Regions from separate parts of the Homo sapiens genome. Here region 2 is linked to region 1. The links are chromatin loops, found by intact Hi-C in ENCODE. Cell type or tissue: endothelial cell of umbilical vein. All regions are shown on one strand. Each heading gives the region's core, and the rest is flanking DNA. Links, peaks and the distances in the headings are about the cores only.

What was found. Hi-C counts contacts between places; a loop is a spot of excess contacts. Peaks named below come from ENCODE experiments on the same cell type or tissue, not always from the same donor. Only the 100,000 strongest peaks of a DNase experiment are listed, where the experiment ranks them.
Region 2: it touches region 1 in a loop (2.6-fold over the local background); 1 of 110 quality-filtered maps calls a loop at or near these places.

The regions. Positions count from the first base shown.
Region 1 is chrX:115,226,346-115,234,090 of GRCh38, reverse strand. LRCH2 (leucine rich repeats and calponin homology domain containing 2) reads left to right here. Exons shown (of 21, transcript NM_020871.4): 1 at 1-398. The coding sequence starts at 50. Among named protein-coding and RNA genes, the nearest start is that of LRCH2, 3.9 kb to the left of the region's middle. In endothelial cell of umbilical vein, for the core only: no CTCF peak of the experiment used is centred there; a DNase peak (open chromatin) is centred at 4,260.
Region 2 is chrX:115,170,804-115,178,548 of GRCh38, reverse strand. All of the region lies in intron 5 of LRCH2 (leucine rich repeats and calponin homology domain containing 2), which reads left to right. Among named protein-coding and RNA genes, the nearest start is that of RBMXL3, 15 kb to the left of the region's middle. In endothelial cell of umbilical vein, for the core only: no CTCF peak of the experiment used is centred there; a DNase peak (open chromatin) is centred at 3,808; H3K27ac peaks cover 1,163 bases.

The sequences.
Region 1 (7,745 bases), core at 2,217-6,216:
GCGGCACAGGCTGACAGTATTGTCGGGGGCTATTCTCTCTCCCAGGAACATGGCGGCGAGTCAGGGAGGAGGCGGTAACAGTGGGGGCGGCGGTTGTGGTGGAGGTGGAAGTAGCGGTGGCTGTGGCACGGCTGGAGGGGGAGGTGGCGGGGCTGGAGGGGGAGGCGGCGGCGGCGGCGGGACCCTGGTGGTCCCCATCCCGGTACCGACTCTTTTCGGTCAGCCGTTCCCCAACGGGCCGCCGTGGAACCCGGGGAGCCTGCAGCCTCAGCACACCGTGAGGAGCCTGGACCGGGCCCTGGAAGAGGCGGGCAGCTCCGGCATCCTGAGCCTCAGTGGTCGGAAACTCCGAGACTTCCCGGGCAGCGGCTACGACCTGACGGACACCACCCAAGCAGGTGACAGGACGGGGGGAGGGGAAGCTGGCTGTGAAGGAGGAGGTGCGGGGAGTGGGTGGCTGCGTGGCTGCGTTGTTGGACTCTGCGGGTCTGGGCGGGTGCGCGGGGACCGCCAGACTAACAAAGTCGGGGCAGCCCGTTCTCCTGAACGTGAGGGGCGAATCAAGCAATAGGGGAGGGGAGGAATGCTGCCTGAAGGATGTATAGAAACTGGTAGGATGTTAGGGGTGAAAGAGCATCATTGTTAAAGCAAGTTTCCCCAGTTTGGGTGGGAGGGAGTCATTGACACCTTCCTTAATGCACTTCTTTCAACTCTCCTGGATCTTCCCGTCTTTCCCGGAAAACCAAACCCAACCAAACTAAACGAAACACAAAAATCATAATCTCTACATATTCCTTAAAGGCATACGTGCCTGAAAGAATGGCATATCCTTTTTCAGAGTACAGCAGCAGGATTGCCATGGTTTTTCTGTGTGGTTTAATCATCCTACGATATTCTTGGCTTCTTTCTTGTCACGTATGCCTTTAAAGACTGAGATTTTTCATTTTCCTGGTGTTGAGAAGGTAGTGGTGGTTAAATTAGTATTTGCTGCAGTGGTAAATTAAATCATCAATCACTTACATGTCTGCTTACTAGAAGAAAGCTAATCCTTGTTTTGAGTTATCTTAGAGTCTTAATTTTTATAGTAGAAAGCCAACAATTTTAAGGGTATTTTTGAGAAAAAATTATCTCCATTCTTTATGGAGTTGTGGATTAAAGGTTTATCACTTTGGGTGAGAAATTGGCTATTGTAATGTTCTTCATATACTCTCTGGTAGTCTTTGTTGTGGCTGGCATTTTTTGTTAGGGACACACTCTCTTATAAACCAATGCTGGATTATTTTAGATATGTCTTGATTTGATGAAAGGTTTTTTTTTACTTTTTATAATCTTTAAATTTGTTATTTATTTCTGTTTTCATCTGCTTTGCTGAAATAAATCTGGACAAAATTATTTTAATAGATGTCGTCATTTTGAAACAATATAGTAAGTAAATTCACCCATAATGAGGAGTAGTAAAATACCACTTATTTTCAAAACAAGACAATTTCAGATGTATTCAGTTTTTAGATCTTAAATCAAGGTATTTGTGTTGGAACAAAGTGGGGAGAGGAGGAAAACCTAAAATTGAAGCTTTCCACCCAGTGATTCTTTTAGCAATGATCCTAAGAACTATGAATGTGTAATCGACCACTGATTTTATATTTTGTAAAGCATGTTGGAGTATTTACTCCTTCACTCAGAACAGATTTCCTAAATAATATGTTCACATATTCATGACTGTTAGCAAGATATTATGCAACTTGGTGTGTTCTTCAAAGGCTTCAAGTAAAACAGTTTCAGACTGCATCATTATAGTGATTTTTTTCTTTTCTTCTTCTTCCTCTTTTTTTTTTTTTTCTTATTGTTCTTTCTAACCTATAAAGGATCCTTCTACCTGCAGGACAAAGTTTAAGCATCCTAGCTTGGCATTCAGGACTTTCATTGTTGGGCTCCACTTTATTGTTGCAACCTTATTCCCCAAAATGCTCCCACATAGAATCCTCTCTTCCAACTAGGTCAACTCTCTGTCTCTCAAATACATTTTGTGCATTTCTGCCTCATCTTTGTACAAGATCATCTGTATGCTTGGGATTTCCCTCTTTTCTCCGTCTATTTAATTTTATTGAAGCCCCAGCTCTTCCAAGAAATTGTCTCCAACTCCCTTAGTCCACAAGAATCTCCTGTTTCTTTGAATTCCCATGGTACTTATTGTCTTTACCACTTACTTGGCAGTGCTGGTTTTATTTTCTTTTTATGTTTCTGTCTTGCTATCCCTGAGAAGAAATAGAGCCCCTTAAAAGGCAGGGTGTAAGCCATATACTTGTTCAGTCTTCTTATTATATATCCCCTTTATTGTATTTGATAATATTTCTCATAAATATGAATATCATCTGATGCAGTTACAGCCTTTGGCTTTTAAGCCTTCAGTTGGTTTTCTGAGGCAAGCTTCAACACAAAGCAGAACCATATCTGTTCATGGTAAACATTCATTCATCATAAGTTTCATTTTACTTTTTCTCTTCAGTTGAATGAGCATTTCTTGTGGGAACATTTCAAAAATCAGAGTAAACAAGATCTTGTGCTGCTCTTTTTTTTCATTTAAATTAGATATCTTTGGGTGACTCATTTGCCATTTGTTTTTGATAAAATTTAGCCACGAAATTTTTAGGGGCAGTATTTTTTAATGTAGAGAGACCACTATTCATTATGTGTAAATGACGGCAGGTACATTGGAACTGAAGAAAAATAGAGTGTGTTTGAGATTATACATACATATGTACATACATACACACACATACATACAGGAACACACATACAGTATATTCTCTATTTGATGAAAATGATCTGTTTGGTGATCTTGTTATACTTAAAATGACTCAGTGGAATACTGTTTCAGAACCAAACCGATTAGTTAGACAAGCATTCCTTATTGCATTAGGAAGAGACAAGAGGAAGGGAAAATAGCTAAGAAGCGGTTAATGTTAATCTAGGTGAGAGGTGGTGAGAATCTGGGTGAAACAATATTGAATAAGGAGAAATTAATACATTTCAAAATAAATGGGGGAAGGTTTTTTTACATTAAGATGAAATAGACCCCTGGTTCTCCACCCTGGCTGCACATTACAATTGCAAGGGAGATTTTTTGTTTGTTTTTTCAACCCTGCCTGGATCCCACCCTAGACCAATTAAATCAGAATCTCAGGGGCCAAGGAACTTAAGGAAAAAAAATCTTCCCAGGTAATTCTAATATGCACTCAGGGCTGAGAAACCCTAAAATTGTTTATTTTTTAAGCACTCAAGAAATATTTGTTCTTTGAGTGAATAAGAACATTGATAAAAGTTTAGTTATTAACCTTAAAGCCACTTGTCAAGAAAGTCAAAACCAAAACTAGGAACTAAATACTCAAAAATTGTTTCAAATTGTTTGATAAATTTACGTGAAGAAAATGATGCCCCCTAAACATGTAGCAGCAAAATCTTTTCTCTGCTAACAGGCTTCCTATGAGGGAAAATGTATTTTAGGCAGCTGTTTGCAGAGTTTATCTTTGGTGTCTTTTTACCTCTCTCTGCATTTCTAGTGTCTGTTCTTCACTTGCCTCCTCCCTTTGTCCCCATCACACTTTTCTCCTTTCTCTTTCTCTCTTCAACCTCACTCCTCTTACTTTATTGGGATAGAGCTCAGGTAAATGATTATGGCAGCCTCTCTAGGAGATTAACATTTAAAAGGGGGAGTTTGCTAATTTACTTGAATCTCCAATTGGTGATTGGAGATTCATGACCTTTTTGAGTAGATCTCCCTTCCAGATACTCCTTGATTAAAATTTTCACCCACATAAGGACATAAAACAGTGATCAGAAAGTTGGTAACCCATTTCAGTAAAGTAGCTGACTCTTGCTGTAATGTCTTCTCCGAGATGGTCTGTAGATAGATTTGACAAGATGAAGGGAAATTGCATAGAACTTTTTGGTCCATCTGGATACTATGATAATTTGTTGACTTGAAAGTGAATTTAATTGTTACCCAAACAAATCCTGAAACCTTGCATAGTTGACTCTGTCACCAGTGCTACAAATAAGTGGATATGTTTCAGCGTACTTGCTGCTGCTCCCTCTGCTTCTTTATACCTGTTTATGTACATGAGCAGTAGGTCTGTGAAACAGATTTAGGAATTCTTACATCAGATTCTGCCGTGTCCTGGATAATCACGTGTTTTCCTGTAAACCAGGAGTCAACTCTAGTATTTCCTACATGTGCTGGTTCACCTTTTCAACTGTAGGGCATGGTGCATTGTATCAGGTTGTAAAATGGAGCCAGATAAACACAGCATTTGATTTTGTGAGGTGAAGGTCCTCTCAGTGCATTTAGTGGAATGAGCTCATGATTGTGATTTTGTGGCCTTATTCAAATATCTGCCTTGCTTCATTTAATAAATGTCTTCCTGAAAAATCGAATGTGAAGCACATTTTTGACAGTTGACTCATATTTTAATTGCTATAGATTGAATCTGAATTACTGAACCTTGTACTGATTTATTCAGTGATAAGTTCTACAGCATACTTATCCCTTAATTTCTTTCATTTAAAATAAAATGTTATCTTTAATTGAAGGGTACATTCATCATTAAGATAATACCATTTATACAGCTCTTTATACATTTTTAAGTACTTTCATATATATTATCCTATTGTATCCTAATAATAACCCTGTGAGCTTGGCAGAGTACATAGTAATTGCTCGTTGTGGTTGAGAGACAGGTTAAGTGATTTGTCCAAAGTTAAATGGTGAGTCTGGCAGAGTGTGTGGGTCAGAGCCTAGGTTTTTCAACTCCAGTGCTATCCTAATGTTATTTCCAGTGTAACACATTCTCTCTTTATAAAAAAGCAGTTATTAAACACCATGCCAATAAATAGGTTATTTATTCTGAAAATTCAATGCTTATTTAACTTCGTAGGTTATATACTTTTTGTTTGTGGTATGGTGTGTTTTGTTTTGTGTGTATTTGCATAGCTATCATGCCTCTCTTATGGTTTTAGAATAGATTCATTAAGCAAGCATTTATTGAACTCCTACTTTGGAAACATGATTATGGCTAATAAAAAGAGACATGGTTTTTGTACTTAAAGGATTTATACAATAGTCAAATGTATACAGTAATATAACCATTAGAAAAGAATTTCACTATAATATATAATAGTATTCAAAATAATATATTTTAATATACTGTACACATAAGAGATCTGGAACTGTGGCATAAGGCTTAATTTTAGAGGGGATTAATTTAGTTTGAGAAAGCTTCCTGAAAAGTTAGGTTAGGTATTTGTTGCATGACAGGTATAAGAACAGAAGTGGTTGATTGGGATGTTTTAAAATTGGGGTTAGTGGAATACTTTTGCTTAAGGTTTAAATTTAATATTTCAATTTAGATTATTTGTGATATAAATTCTGAAGCATTTATTTGGCATGAAGGTAGACAAGATCCAGAACCTCACTGAGAACATAAGAAGTAATGCTAGGGACACTTACTACAAATAAAGATAATTGAAGACTTACAAAATTGATTTGCTGGGAGGTGCCATTTGTTTAAGTTCCTAGGCACACAGTGAAACTTTGCAAAAGAGGCATCTTGTTCTCCCAGCCCAGCCTAGCAGCCCACTCTGTGAGATGCCTTAACTGCATGATACACACCTCCCCATTCTGCAGAGGCTAGTGATCATCATGACCTAGAAAGGGAAATATTTTAGTTTTCTTTTTTTCTCTACACTTTGAGTGTATTTGGGTGCTTCTTAAAACATTGTAATACTCTTATAATCAGTTATCTGGAAAGTTTCAGAAAGGGTTGTCTGCTTCTCATTTACAGAAAAAAAAATACCTTACACGCCAGGGAACCATTTAATGTAATTAAAGAAAACTGTATAAGCCAATTTAATAACAATGTAAGTTTATGTTTACTCTCACTTTCAGCTAGTGCACTCAATCTGCTAAAGGTCAAACTGTAATGTTTAATCTTTACATTTCTCTTGTTTCATGTAAATAGATAGCATTCCATTAACAGAATACCTGTCAATGGACTGTAATGGATAATTCAACAGTAGATATTTTCTAATGTATTTTTTATATCAAATTCTTTGAGGAAAAGTTTTTTCCAAATAGGAAAGTAAGTTCTTTCCTTTTCAGGAACACTTGATTCTGTGTAGTCTTTTCTAATTTGTGACAGAGAATGTTGTCACTTTATTTTTAGATTAATTACTTGTCTCAGTAGAATATTAGAGATTCAAGGTGACAAGAGACAGGTATAAGATAACTGTGACATAAACTTTTCTTTGAACCATATGGAGATGAACTGATTCTAGAACATTTGTGAATTTGGATTTCACTCAGAAATGGCTTTTTGTTAATGATTATGTTCCTAAGAGAATCTAGTATGTATAGTCTAGAGTTTTTCACTTCTTAAAAAAATAATTGCAATACGTAAATCCTTAGTATTTTGAGCTACTTGGTTGGGGATGTCTATGTCAATGGGAAATAATTACATTTAAAGGTTTTTGTGAATTAGAAATAGTAAATTAAACATAGATGACTGTGTCCTTAAACTACCTTAATGAGTATGTAAGAATGGATTTGTCATATAGATATTTTGTAAAGGTTGTAAAGTTGCTGCTTTCAGTGAGTTAATGATTTCATAATGGTTTAAAATAAGAACTCATATACCTATTATATCCTAGATCAGTAGTTCTCATTGTGGGGAAGGGTAGGGTTGGAGAGGTTGCCTCCAGAGGATATTTGACAGTATCTGGAGACTTTTTTTTTTTTTTTTAAGAGACAAGGCCTTGCTATGTTGCCCTGGCTATGTTGCCTGGGCTGGAATATAGTGGCTGTTCACAGGCTCTAACTCGGGGGCTCAAGTGATCCTCCTGTCTCAGCCTGCTGAGTAGCTTGGACTATAGTCCTGCAGCACCACACCTGGCTGAAGACATTTTTGATTATCACAATTTGGGGGTTGCTACTGACATCTAGTGGGTAGAGGCAAGGGATGCTGCCAAGCATCCTACATTGAAAAGGACAGCCCCATACAACAAAGACTTAACTTGTCTAAAATGTCCATGGTGCCAAGGTTGAGAAACCCTGGGTTAGAGTAAGATAAATGGAAAGTGCAGCATAGGTTCAAAGAGGGAGGGATAACATTTGATTTGGTCGTTTGAACAGCAGAGGGGGGCTTTATAAAGAAGTTGGAGGATTGGCCTTTAGAGAGGAGGCATCAGATTTTATAGTTATTCTTAGATGGAGGAAACTACATGAATGCTGATATCTCAGAGTCTCCTCAAACTCAATATGTCAAATAATGAACTCTCGTTATTCACCCTAGGCCCCCTTGTCACCCAGATCTAAAACTTGGGAGTTATTCTCCACTCTTCCCTTTCCCTCAGCCTCTATATCTAGTGAGGGACTAAGGCCTGTTGGTCATAACTCTTTGAATAGCTTTCAGATCAGTTTCATTCCTTTCTATTCTCAATGTCATTGTTCAGATTCTCCTCTATTCCTTACCTTTAACTGGACCTGTCAGTAGTTTTCTAAATGATCTCTCTGTCTCAAGTTTTCTTCAACTTAAATTAGTTAGTCCTCCACACTGTAGCTAAACCATTCTTTCTAATATGCAAATCTGATTGTCATGTGTTACTAAAACAATGTTACTAAAACACCTTCAAGCCAGTAGCCAGTTTTCAAGCCGTACGTTTCAAAATCTTATTTCCTTATTCCTTGTTTT
Region 2 (7,745 bases), core at 1,588-5,587, 55 kb after region 1:
ATTGGAGGAAACATGTAACTCTGAATATAGGGATTAAGTACTGAAAACATGATGGTTTGTGGAATGTCTAAGGCAGTGCTGTCCAGTAGAACTTTCTGAATGATGGAAATGTTTTATAATCGACACTGGTCCAATACTGTAACCACTTGTTTATGTGGCTGTTGAATGCTTGGAATATAGCTAGTGCAACTAAGGAACCAAATTTTAAATTTTATTTTAATTTGATTTATTTAAATTTAAATTGCTGCATGTGACTGGTAGCTCCCATATTAAACACCACGGCTCTAAGATTTACACCCTCAGATTCTTGCCCTCAGCCCCACAGCCACAGACCATTCCTTACTTGCATCAGCAGAAGTCCGGAATTTATTCTAAGGAGTAGGTAGATCCTTAGGTTTTCTCCGTTAGCTCAGTGGCCAGATGATGACTCACTTCTTGCCTCAGCAGAAGACTGGTGTTTACTCCTTAGAGAAGCACCATCCCATTTGTACTTGCTGTGGTGATGAGCATGTTCTGTATCTGCATTGTCCAATACGGTAGCCATAGTGGCTACTGAGTACTTGAAAGTGTATAGTGTGACAAAAGAACTGAATTTTTATTTTATTTAGATTTGATTAATTTACATTTAAATACACATGTAGAACACAAAACCAAACACCACATGTTCTCACTCATAAGTGGGAGTTGAACAATGAGAACACATGGACACAGGGAGGGGAATGTCACAAACTGGGGCCTGTGGGGGTGTGGGGGGCAAGGGGAGGGAGAGCATTGGGACAAATACCTAATACATGCGGGGTTGAAAACCTAGATGATGGGTTGATAGGTGCAGCAAACCACCATGGCACATGTATACCTGTGTAACAAACCTGCACATTTTGCACATGTATCCCAGAACTTAAAGTAAAATAAATAAATAGACACATGTGGCTAGTGGTACCCTATTGGACAGTGAAGCTATAAAGGGATTGAAACAGAGTCAGGGGCTCCAGGTACAGCTTATATAGCAAGAGCGAGACCGCATACTGAAAACAGTGAATGGTTGCATACTGAATGTTGAGACGCTCCAGTTTGGCTCCCAGAATGCTTGCAACCTGTCTTACATATTTCAGGCAGAATTGGTGGATTTCTTCCTTAGTAAACTGCAGCAGGAGAAGAGACCTATCTATATACTGAATTTTTGGAGTCACCTGATGAAATGGCTAGTCTGTGTCTGATCACCAGATAGATGGAAGCTCACCATCAGGAAACTTCCCCATGCACACAGAGCTTCCAGTTTGTTTTTTATTATCCCTTTTGGAAATTAACAGACAGGTCGGATGGTAGCTCATGCCTATAATCCCAGTACTTTGGAACTTTGGTAGACTGAAGTGGGAGGATTGTTAGAACCCAGTAGGTTGAGGCTGCTGTGAGCCCTGATCACACCATTGTACCATTGTACTACAGCCTAGACAGCAGAGTGAGACTCTGTCTTTAAAAAAAAAAAAAAAAAAAAAAAAAAAGGCTGGGTGCGGTGGCTCACACTTGTAATTGCAGCACTTTGGGAGGCTGAGGCAGATGGATCGCCTGAGCTCAGGAGTTTGAGACCACCCTGGGCAATATGGTGAAACCCCGTCTCTACTAAAGTACAAAAAATTAGCTGGGTGTGGTGGCACGCGCCTGTAGTCTCAGCTACTGGGGAGGCTGAGGCACGAGAATCGCTTGATCCTTGGAGGAGGAGGTTGCAGTGAGCCAAGATCGTGCCACTGCACTCCAGCTTGGGCTACAGAGTGAGACTCTGTCTCAAAAAAAAAAAAAGAAAAAAAAAGAAAAAAGAAAATGAACAGCCAGCCAAGAATCATTAGACATTGCAAGAGTAATCTCTAACATGAAAGACAGAGACCAAAACACCAAAGGCTTTCATTGAAACGAAAGGGAGCACATTTATTTTTTGTGTGTGTGTGGATATCCAGAAATATTTGTAAACCATATATCTGATGAGGGGTTAATAGCCAAAATACAAAAAGGATTCATATAACTCAATAGCAAAAAAAAAAAAAAATTGAAAAATAGGCAAAGGACTTGAATAGACATTTTTTCAAACAAGACATACAAATGGCCAACAGCTATATGAAAAGATATTCAGCATTCCTAATCATCAGGGAAATGTAAATCACAACCACAATGAGATATCACTTCACACTTGTTAGGATGCCTGTTATCAAAAAGAAAAGATAACCAGTGCTGGCAAGGATATGGAGAAAAGGGAACCATTGTACACTATTGATGGGAATGTAAAATGGTACAGCCATTATGGAAAACAGTATAGTGCTTCCTCAAAAAATTAAAAGTAGAGCTACCATATAATATTACAGTCCTACCTCTGGGTATACATCTGTAAGAGATAGAAAAATAAACCAAACTATTTTTTCTATTTTAATTCTCAATACAGAATACTTCACTTCTGGTCACCAAAATGCGTCAGATTTCTTCCCACCACCAAGCAGTTCTCCAGCAGACACTGACTGGGTATCCTATAATTCAATTCAATTCTGACACTACCTGGAGTTAACATCAGATCCTACAGGTTAAGAGCTCAGTCCCACAGACTGCTCACCTATACTTCTGACTGACCAACTATAAGTTAAGGTTCCCATGACCCCCTCCTCAGGTTCAGTTAATTTACTAGAGTGGTTCACAGAACTTAGTGAAACACTTTACTTACTATTGCTAATTTATTACAAAGGATACAAATGAATAGCCAGATGGAAGAGAAGGATAGGACAAGGCATATGAGAAGGGGTGCTAACTGAAGGGGTGGAGAGGGGATGTTCCCTTTCCTCCCCATCATAAGGGTCACGGCTGATACCCCTATAACAAAAAACAAGTAAACAAGATAAAAGGATAACAACTTTATTTGATCATAGTTTTACGTGACACTGGAGCCTTCAGAATAAGGACCCAAGGATATAGAGAAAGTTAGCTGACTTTATGCTTCGATTCAATTCAGACTGGGACAGCAGTGTAGAAATGTGATTGGACAAAAAAAGCATGAGCTAATGGTAATAGATGGAGTGGGAAAACCTAGCAAGGCCTTTTCTTGGTGTCTCTGTTGTAGCGTTTGTTCCTTCTGGGTGTAGGGTAATACTTCTCTGGAATGAGGGTTTTAATTTGTTTATGGCCAGTGGTTACACAGAAAGGTAGGGGAAGGTTAGATTAGGCTTTATGGCTGGCTTTGGAAAAAAGGGGTTCTAGTGCCTATGACTGGCCTTGGGGACGATAAATTCTTGTTTCCATGACTTGCCTCTAGTGAGAATGAGGAGGTGAGAGACAGGGGAGGGGCGTCTGGAGAAGGTCAGAGAAAAACTTTGCTTCTGAGGCTTTCATTTTGGGGTATCATTTTCTGAACCTCAATGAAGCTTTTGTGCCCTCTGTGGGCACGCCACCTTCCAGGCACCTCCACGTGTTTAGCAATTTGTAAGCTTTCCGAACCCTGTCCTTTTGGTTTTTATGGAGGCTTCGTTGTGGAGGCACAATTGGTTACATCATTGGCCATTGGTGATCACCTCAACTTTCAGCCCTTCTCTGGTTCCTGGAGGTGAGGGAGGTAGGATTGAAAGTTTCAACCGCCTAATCCCATGGTTGGTTTTCCTGGCAATCAGTCCCTTATCCTGTGGCTATCCAGGAGCTCCCAGCCACCAGTCATTCATTAGCATGCAAAGGGATACTTACCACTTAAGAGATCGTGTAAGAGTTTTAGGAGCTGTGTATAGGAAATGGGAGCAAAACCAAGTATACATTCCTTACAAATTACAATATCCGAAGGAAATGAAATCACCATCTTAAAGAAATAATCTGCACTCCCATGTTCATTGCAACATTATTCACTACAGTCAAGATATGGAAACAACCTGTATGTCCATCAACAGATGAATGGATAAAGAAAATATAGTGTGTGTGTGTGTGTGGGGGGGGGGGTGTGTTTGTGTGTAATGAAATATTATTCAGCCTTAGAAAAAGAAGGAAATCCTGTCATTTGCAACAACATGGATGAAACTTAAGGACATTATACTAATTGAAATAAGCCTGACACAGAAAGATAAATGCTGTGTGATCTCACGTATATGTGGAACCTTAAAAAAAAAAAGTTGAACTCCTGGTGACAGAGAGTAGAATGGTGGTTACCAGGGGCTGGGGGGTGTGGATAAAGGGGAGATTTTAAACGGTACCATCCTTCAGTTATAAGATGAATAAGTACTGAGGACCTAATGTATATCATGCTGATAATAGTTAATAATATTGTATTTACTTGAAATTTGTTAAGAGAGTTGAACTGAAGTGTTCTCACTACACACACAAACAAGGTAACTACATGAGGTGATGGGCATGTTAATTAGCTTGACTGTGGTAATCATTTCACAATGTATAATACAGTTGATCCTTGAACAACATGAGGGTTAGGGGCATCGAACCCTGCATACTGTAAAAAATCCATGTATAACTTTGGAATCACAAAAAACTTAGCTGCTAATAGCCTACTGTTGACTGGAAGCCTTATCAATAACAAACAGTTGACTAACACATATTTTATATGTTATATGTTATTTACTGTATTCTTACAATCAAGTAAGCTACAGAAAAGAAAATGTTATTAAGAAAATCATAAGGAAGAGAAAATATATTTACCATTCACTAAGTGGAAGTTGATCATCATAAAGATCTTCATCCCCATGGTCTTCACATTGAACAGGGCTGAAGAGGAGGAAGAGGAGGGGTTGGTCTAGCTGTCTCAGGAGTGGCAGAGGTGGAAGAAAATCCATGTATAATGGACCTGCACAGTTCAAACTTGTGTTGTTCAAGGGTCAACTGTATATCAAAGCATCACGTTGTACACCTTAAATTTGGGAGTTCAGTCAGGGTGGTGGGAAAAATTATAGAAGAAAAGTTATGAAGATAGTTATAGGAAATAGACACAAACCTTCTTGGAAGGCTGGGGGGGTTGCATAGCTTCAGTAAAAAGTTCAGCTGAAGTCAGCCTAATCCTCTTACCTTGAGTTAATAGTTTAAAGTAGGTACAAAGGAATGTAAGGGAGTTTATCTAAATAGCTTGTTTACTCATGTGGCCCTAAGCCCAACCTTTTATCATCTGTGAGTGCATGATTGCTCTCTACTCGAGGGGTTGGCAGTGTTAATTACCTTCTAGCGGTGTTTACTCGAGACCTTTGTAATTTAATCAGTACTAAATAAATGCGAACTTCCCCGGCTTATCGAGGCAGATGCTGCAGACTCAGGCAGCAGAGCCCCTTAGCCAGACTGACAGGCAAAGTATCTGTGTCAGTGTACGTCTTTCATCCGTCATTGGGTCAGGGTCAGCGGGATGGACATGGCACTTAAATATAAAAAAATTTTATTTGTAACTCATACTTTAATAAAGCTCGAAGAAAAAATAAAGAGGAAAAATGGAGCATATTCATAGGAGTGCTAATCAGCATGGCTTTCTAGCAGCAGTTGTGGAAACTGGCAGATGTTGGAATGATACCTTCGAGGACTAAGGGAGTATTTCTAACATTCTACATTCAAACTGTCATCAAATGTGAGGTAGAAAAAGGTTTCAAACATGCAAGATCTTAGAAATTTTTACTCCCATGTACCCTTTCTTAGGATGCTAGCAGAGGGTGTACTATACCAAAGTGAGGGAGTAAACTAAAAAAAGGGGAATTCTTCTTGTCTGAGATTGACAGATATGCATAGGCCTAGTAAGCAGCCAGTCAGTAGTTTGGAGTACAGGAGTTGTCTCCAAAAAAAAAAAAAAAAAAATAGAAAGTAAGAGATGATTTGATACGTTTGTCCACATGGAGAGATGTTTTATACTTCTGTCAGAGTCAAGAATGAATTTATAATAGGCATATAGAAAATTTTTCAAAAGAAAAAATGGGGCCATTAATTACTTTAGGAAAAACAAAAACTTACAGGAGAAAGGAAATGTAATCATATTACTCTGTAGAGTTTATCTGTGAATATTTTCTTGGTCATAATAATATAAACACTAGATTTTGATTTAGTGAAAAACTGTGACATAGTTATAATAGCAGAGATTTATATAGTATTTGCTGTGTTCTAGACACTGTTGAAAATGCTTTACATATATTAACTCATTTAATTCTTATGTTAACCCTGTAAAACAAGTACTGTCATTATCCTCATTTTACATGTAAGAAAACAGAGGCATAGAAGTTAAATGACTTGTTCAAGGTCACATTGCTAGCATGGGTTAGAGCCAGGATTCAACCTAAGGCAGTGTGACTGCAGAGTCCATGCTCTTTAACCACTATGTTATACTTCTGAAGAGAGAAGTATGTTTATGTGAATTGATAGGAAGCGGGGAGGCTGGGATGGTGGTGGTGGTGTGGGTAATGTAAGAAATCCAAGTCCTCATCTTCCTTAGTGATACTCCAATAAATCTACCATTGGAAAATTTAAAACAAATAGCAGTAGAAGCATGTTATTAATAAATATGAGGGCAAATAGAAATTAAACTAAAAGAGTTTAAAGTGGGAATTTGATCTTAGAGATTGAAATAATTAGAATGGGCTGGGCACGGTGGTTCATGCCTGTAATCCCAGCACTTTGTGAGGCCGAGGTGGGAGGATCACTTGAACCCAGGAGTTCGAGAACAGCCTGGGCAACATGGTGGGACCCTGTCTCTGCAAAATATAAGAAAGATTAGCCGGGCATGGTGGTGTGTGCCTGTAATTTCATCCCAGCTAATCTGGGAGGATCACTTGAGCCCAGGATGTCGAGGGTGCAGTGAGCCATGTTTGTGCCACTGCACTCCAGCCTGGGCGACAGAATGAGACGCTGTTTTCCAAAAACAAGCAAAAAAAAAACAAAAAAACAAAAAAAAGGAGAAGTAGAATTGAGGATTATGTCTTGTCAGCTTTGTAATTATTTTTAAATTTAAAAACTGTGTACATGAAGTACTATGATAAAAAGTTAAAATTTACAAGAGAGTGATTTACCAGCACTTAATTTGGTAATTAAGATAAATTTTTGTTTAGTTTGGACGTATAATAGAATACTACCTCACATTTTAATTTTAGCACATTTTAGTTGATAGTATTTAATATTAATAATTTATAATTAATAGAAAAATCAATGATATTTACAACATTTAATTGGCAATATATTTATATTCTAATAGCTCAAAAGTTTTAATTTTCCTTTTAAATGAAATTTTTCAGTGGTCAAGTCAGACCTAGTATCTGTTAGAATTATCTAAGAAACATTCTTCCTTTGGACCTGGAATGATAATTGCTTTTTAATGTTGTTGTCTTACTGTTTTCTTTGCTGATTTTTTTGCATGTGAGGTAAGCTTATGTGAGCCCATAAAATGTTACATTTTTTATTAGAATTTTGAGAAATATTTATTTGATGTCACTTAGTGACTGTAATTAACCTTGATAAAGCTGACTTACAGTTTTCTTACCTCTCATTTTCTATTGTTTTTATACAGAGTATCTTTGCTCACATAGTATTTTATTCCTCATTATTCATTTTCTCTATGGCCAACGAAAGTAATTTCTTAGGATATTATTCTAGTTGAATTGACCAGTGTTTTCTTTTATTATTTCAGTCTCACCAGCCTAATATCGTACCTTTCAAAAAATTCATTTTTCCTATATTTATATTTTTTATGTTAGCCTTCTCCAGGTTTTATGCCAAACATCTTAGTGGTTCTGATGAGATTACTTTAAAGAATCACATAG